Regions from separate parts of the Homo sapiens genome. Here region 1 is linked to region 2. Evidence: chromatin contacts called from ENCODE Hi-C or POLR2A ChIA-PET data. All regions are on one chromosome and are shown on one strand. Each heading gives the region's core, a stretch centred on a gene start or an enhancer-like site at or near the end of the contact. The rest is flanking DNA. Distances are from core to core; before and after follow the strand shown.

Evidence for each region. Hi-C counts contacts between places; a loop is a spot of excess contacts on that map. ChIA-PET counts read pairs that join two places held with the same protein, here RNA polymerase II (POLR2A). Pooled maps may share reads with other maps.
Region 1: a map of endothelial cell of umbilical vein shows a loop between it and region 2 (2.2-fold over the local background). The contact joins two enhancer-like sites. A Hi-C loop is called at or near these places in 1 of 168 maps with a recorded cell type or tissue (endothelial cell of umbilical vein), 1 of 37 single-sample maps with no recorded cell type and 2 of 50 pooled maps. POLR2A ChIA-PET finds 5 or more read pairs at or near these places in 2 of 52 experiments (both activated T-cell).

What each region holds. Positions count from the first base shown.
Region 1 is chr6:25,191,713-25,194,716 of GRCh38, forward strand. It overlaps the pseudogene RNY5P5. Among named protein-coding and RNA genes, the nearest start is that of CARMIL1, 86 kb to the right of the region's middle. Within about 2 kb of position 1,564, at least 15 of the 41 ENCODE cell types and tissues checked have a DNase peak (open chromatin) inside an H3K27ac peak, as active enhancers do.
Region 2 is chr6:25,013,691-25,016,650 of GRCh38, forward strand. LOC102724765 (a long non-coding RNA gene) reads right to left here. Exons shown (of 2, transcript NR_187803.1): 2 at 1,262-1,893. It also overlaps a transcript of RIPOR2 not described here. Among named protein-coding and RNA genes, the nearest start is that of RIPOR2, 79 kb to the left of the region's middle. Within about 2 kb of position 1,686, at least 12 of the 41 ENCODE cell types and tissues checked have a DNase peak (open chromatin) inside an H3K27ac peak, as active enhancers do.

The sequences.
Region 1 (3,004 bases), core at 314-2,813, 180 kb after region 2:
TCAATTTGAGGCCGGGTGCGGCGGCTCATATCTGTAATCCTGGCACTTTGGGAGGCCAGGCAAGTGGATCACTTGATGTCAGGAGTTCAGGAGCAGCCTGGCCAACATGGTGAAGCCCTGTTTCTACTAAAAACACACAAAAAAATTAGCCAGATGTGGTGGCACACACCTGTAGTCCCAGTGAGCTGAGATCATGCCACTGCACTCCAGCCTGGGCAACAGAGTAAGACTCTGTCTCCAAAAAAAAAAAAAAAAAAAAAAGTCAATTTGCTTACTTTTGGATGCTGTAAAGAATTTCCTTCAAACTGTAGACAGTCCTAACAGCACTTGATTATTTAGAAATTCATTATCTGGATCTCTTGCTTTTTATAAGTGCTTTTGTATCTGTGCCCTTTCTGAGACTCGGAGTTTAAAAACCATAACCTCTTCTTCACCAGTCCCTGGCCCAAAGTTTGTAACATGCTAGACACTCAGAACATATTCATTGAATGAGAAAAATCAGGCTTTAGATGCTAAAAGAAATGACCAGAAATGAGTTTCAAAAATATGAGAAGAAACGGCAGCATAGTTAGAATAACCTGGTAGCCTCTGAGGACATTATTTTAATAGGGTCTACATTTGCTTGGCTGTTTAAATTCATGTTTACTTAAAAAGAAATTACATTAAAGACCTATGCTATATTTTTGAAAGGGCATTTCTGAGTTGGTTCAAAGGTTGTGGGTTATTGTTAAGTTGACTGACATTGTCTCCTCCAAAAACCACCCTTGACTAGTTCTAAAACAAAAGAGTTTCTGTGAAAAGATACAAGTTTTAATTTTCTATTCAGGTCATCCTCAGAGAATTTCAACCTATGATGATTATCAGAGACAAAAAGGGGCAAAGCAGGTCTAAGATAACAGCAGATAGTGTGGATAAATGTGCCAAGAGTGATGGAAATTCAGCCCCTCCCTGTTGGGCAGGGAGTTGGCAGGGTTGGGGTACATGGCAAGTTAGCCGAGATGAGGCTCCTGGTTGGCTGGGTGGGGAAGTACAGGGATAGAATGCGCCTGTGAAGCTACTGATTGGCCCTGGACAGTTTGCAGCTTTGAGTGGGAGGGGTAGGATCTGAAGAAGAGCAACAGAGATCTTTGGCAGGAATTGGGGTAAGGTGGTGGAGGGGAATCTGGTTCTTGTTAAGAAGCAGAGAAAGGATAGGCAAAAACAAATGGTCTTACTGTCTTTCTCCAGTGCCTCATCTATTATAGCTTTCTGCTGAATTTTGCTCCCACAAACCCCTTCTTTGCTCTTTCTCCAGCTGCTCCCTTAATCATTCTATTCCTCTTTCTGGCTGACAGCCTCTTTCTCTAGTAGCGTTTAATTGACCTTAACTCACAACAGAGGAATAAACTTTTTGCTCACTAATGGCAAAAATCCAACTCTGGCTACTTCCAGCAAAAGACAGGTTAGCGTAAGAAACTTGGTATCAATGAGAATCATGTAGGCAAGCTAAGAGAACGGGCCTTGGAGATTGGCAGGATCCAGGGTAGCTCTAAGGACTAGAAAGTGGGAGCCAAAGGATTGGTTTCCCAGCAGGAACAGTCTGGTCAAGGAGGTCACTGCTAGGGTAAACCTTTTGTGAAAATCTCAGTGACCTCCCTTGGCCAGGTCATGAGAAGAAGGAGCTTATGAAGTAAGAGGCAGACCACTGGATTTCCTCTCCCATGAAGGCTGTACATGATAGAGCGGATGTGTTTGGAAACTGGCAGTGCTATTAGAAAGAGATAGTGAATGCCAAGCAGCCAAAAAAAAAAAAAAAAAGAAAGAAAAAAAAACGTTTTTTTACTCAAAGACATCAACTTATTATCACAATTACTTAGTGATTCAAATCCTGTGATTTCTCTCTTAATTTCTTAAATTTTCAAAGTTAGTGCTCTCGGTGTCTTAAAAACAATTTTTTTTAAATTTTTAAGATTAAAAACTTATGTCCTCGTTTTATTTTCTTCTGATGAGTCAGCGACCTTAAGAATCCAAAGCTCTGCACCCCTGGACTAAGGCCAGGAGTGAAAATCCATTACTAAGATTAGTCAGCCCTGAAAAAAAAACACCCTTTTCCCTCTGGCATTTTCATTACTTCTCTCCACCCCAGTAGAAACAATTAGCCGTTGAAACTAAGTTGTTTTTTTCCTTGCTTTTCAACTTATTATGAAAATTTTCACAATATACAAATGTTGAGAGTATTATATAATGAAACTCCTTGAGCCAGCTTCAACAATTCATCTCTGCCCACACACCCTTACATCCATGCATGCAACCTCACACAATTTTGTTCTCCTTAGTTGGATGATTCTAAAGCCAACCCCAGACATATGATTTTATCCTGCAATATTTTATTATGTTTCTCTAAAATACAAAGACTCTGAAGAACGATAACCATAATATCACTACCAAACCTAATACATTTATTAAAAATTATTTCCTATCCTCAAATATCAAGTCTATGGTCAAGTTTTCCCAATTGTCTCATCTATTTCTGGATCAAATCAGGATCCAAATGTGGTCTGTACATTCTGGCCAAATTTTTAAGGAGATTACAGTAACTGCCCAAACTTTTATAGTCTCAGTTTGAAGTTTGAACACAGCTTTTTCTTTCCATTTTTTTTTTTTGAGATAGCATCTTCCTCTATCACCCAGGCTGGAGTGCAGTTGCGCTGGAGTGCACAGCCTCTGAGTTCAAGTGATTCTCATGTCCCAACGACCTGAGTAGCTGGGATTACAGGCGTACACCACCACGCCCAGCTAATATTTGTATTTTTAGTAGAGAGAGGGTTTCAACATGTTGGTCAGGCTGGTCTTAAACTCCTGACCTCAAGTGATCCAACCACGTCGGCTTCCCAAAGTGCTAAGATTACAGGCTTGAGCCACCTACGCCCACCCTATTTATTTCAATAGCTCTTTGGGGAACAGGTGGTGTTTGGTGACGTGAATATGTTCTTTAGTGGTGATTTCTGAGATTTTGGCACACCCA
Region 2 (2,960 bases), core at 436-2,935:
TGACCTGGGCCTATAGGGGTTCTCTGCACTGGCTCTTTTGTATAATTAATATCAAATTTTCAAATCAGAAAGTGAGTGTTGAAATGGTGCTTGGAGTTCCTGTAGTTCAGTCTCCCACTCCATGTAAAAAAGTCCTTTCTACAATAGGCACACTGAATTTAAGGAAGCTAATAATTCAAGCCAGACACTTGCACTTTCTTCGTTGCCTTTTTATTTTAAAAGATTATGGAGTGAGGAGTTAGGTAAAGAGATGGAGGTAGAGGGAAGTTTTGGGAAGCAGGCCAAAAATTTAGGACTGGAAGTGGCTTCAATGTTGATTTTGGGTTTTTGGATGATTCTCTCTTACGGTTACCCCTCGTATTTTTCAACCCTAATTTATCAAAATGCATCAGCAAGGTTGGGGCTTAGGTTTTCCAGAATTCCCAGAGGGAAACAGAATTTTAGGCCTGGAGCAGACCTTAGAATTAATGTTGTCAAATTTTCTTATTTTACAGATGAGGGAACTGAAATCCGTGAGCTTTAAACCGCTTGCTTGAAGACACGGCTGACATTTGTGGCTGAATCCTAATGTAGTTAATTTTCCTTTCAATGGGTCAACTTGCAACTGGTAAGTAGGATCCAAACAAAACTACAATCACCTTGAAATATCCTGTAGCCTTTTCTACCTCACATCTCAATAGCTCTCACTTTTTGAGAGACACAAAGATTTCTTTTTAAAGAAGCAGCTGGTATTTATTTGACTTCATGAGCTACCTTATCGAAATAATGAGATAACTAATAGAAGCTATTTCGAAATAGAGCCAACTAAAGATTGCACATGATTCTGGAAACAGGGTTGGCATGAACCACAGATAATCCCCACAAGTCATTTCACTAGTTCCCATTGTCCTAATAAAAGCCTTTGGAGGGGTGCTAATAAGTGTCAAATTAAACAATGTGTGTTTCATTTCCTCTATTTGCCCTCTGAAAGAGATGCTGGCAAAATGGCAGATACAGCAGTAGTGGGAAGGACAAGGAGGAGAAATGAAGGCACCAAAGAGCTCCAAAATTTAGACAGTCCATCCCTAAATGATCGAAAGTTGTGTGTAACATGGCACAAATTATTATGAGTTGAAATTTTTTGGTCACTAGGGACAAGGACACAAAACAGAGCCCACGAGTGTGTGAGAAGGGCCCGAGGGATCATTCAGTTTGTTTGCATTGTTGGGTTTTGTTTTTCTCTTGGTATGGCACCTACACACAAATTTGACGAGCCAAAATATGAATAAGAACATAGGCAGTCACAGTGACCTTTTATTAAATGCAGAGACAGTTATGTGTCACATGAAACATCAACAAAAGCCCAGTTCTGGTAGCCAGCAAGATTTTTTTGCCACATTTATACTTGGTCCTCTTTAATTATACAGAGTTGCCCCCAGAGTACTGAAATGATAGACTAGAACACGATGACTTCAGCAGGGGATCAGAGCTTTAGAGCTTCATCATTCATGTGAGCCAAGTGCGAAATTTCAGCCTGTCTCTCCTCTAAATGCAGTTAGGAGTCTTCGAAACCTTTTGTGTGAATCCAGGAGGGAAAATTGTCTGGCAAAGTCTGATAAGCATCGTGTCAAGAGCACATTTGTACTCTGGTAAGAAGCCCAGGCCAATTGCTGCTGGGTTGTCATGGCAACAGAAATACACACCATTTACACATCAGCTTCTGAAATGAGCACAAAATAACAAAACCTTTTCGACAGGATGGGAGGTGAAGGGAAGAGCAGCATCATCTGTGCAGCCTGGTGAAACGGTGTTTACGACAGTCTACACGGCACTACTGGGTATGCTGTCTCCTTGGATTGTGTCATATTTTTAACCCAGTGGGAAATTCATAGGATCCTCTTGACTCTGTAAAAACTGTGGGACAATTCAGTCACTTTTACCAAATCCTCATTTCCTTTTCAAACCCTGTTTACTAACTGATGCCAAATAGTATTATAGTAATTGGGAAATAAAGGAAGTCCCTCTCCTGCTTATTCCTTCCAAAGTACATTTCTTTACCTTTTCATGGAGGTTTGGTAGGATACTTACATATTGTAGAGGGAGGTGGAGAAAATACTCATATATTGTAGAGGGAGGTGGAGAAGGAGGAGGAGGTCTTTCATGGACCTACAGAAAATGAAGTTAATCATGGTTGGAAAGCCTCCCCTTAAAAACGCAGGTTTTTTGGTTTTTTTTTTTTTTTTTTTTTTTTTTTTAAGGAGTCTTACTCTGTCACCTAGGCTGGAGTGCAATGGCATGATCTCGGCTCACTGCAACCTCCACCTCCTGGGTTCAAGCCATTCTCCTGCCTCAGCTTCCGGAGTAGCTGGGACTACAGGCAGGCGCCATCATGCCTAGCTAATTTTTTTGTATTTTTAGTAGACACGGGGGTTTCACTATGTTGGCCAGGCTGGTCTCGAACTCCTGACCTTAGGTGATTCACCCGCCTCGGGCTCCCAAAGTGCTGGGATTAAGGCATAAGCCACCACTCCCCGTCCTAAAAATGCAGTTCTAAAAATGAATAAAAAATAACAATTCATTCCAGTAGTTCCTGAGGCCCAGGGCATCAACAAGAGATCAGAACTATATGGAATAAGCCCACAATGTTGAAAAATTTAGGCTGAATGGAAGCTGGATCCCTGAAGCTAATCTCAGCGATTTAAAGTAGAGAATAAGGATGGAATGCATCCCCTCCATTAGTCTTGAAGTGAAACCACAGGAACTCTATTCATGAGAAGTAAAATTAGCTGTATGTTCAGTTTTCATGACATTTGTTACTGCACTTAAGCATTCCACAGCATGACTTAATTGCTGCTGAAACACCTAAGAGGAAAGAGAAGGAAGGAAAATGAAATGTTTGATCTTTGAATGACAAAATAGTCACGAATCTGGGAACATTAAGTAACTAGAGATGGAGTTAGCGTCACAAGCAACACACAACA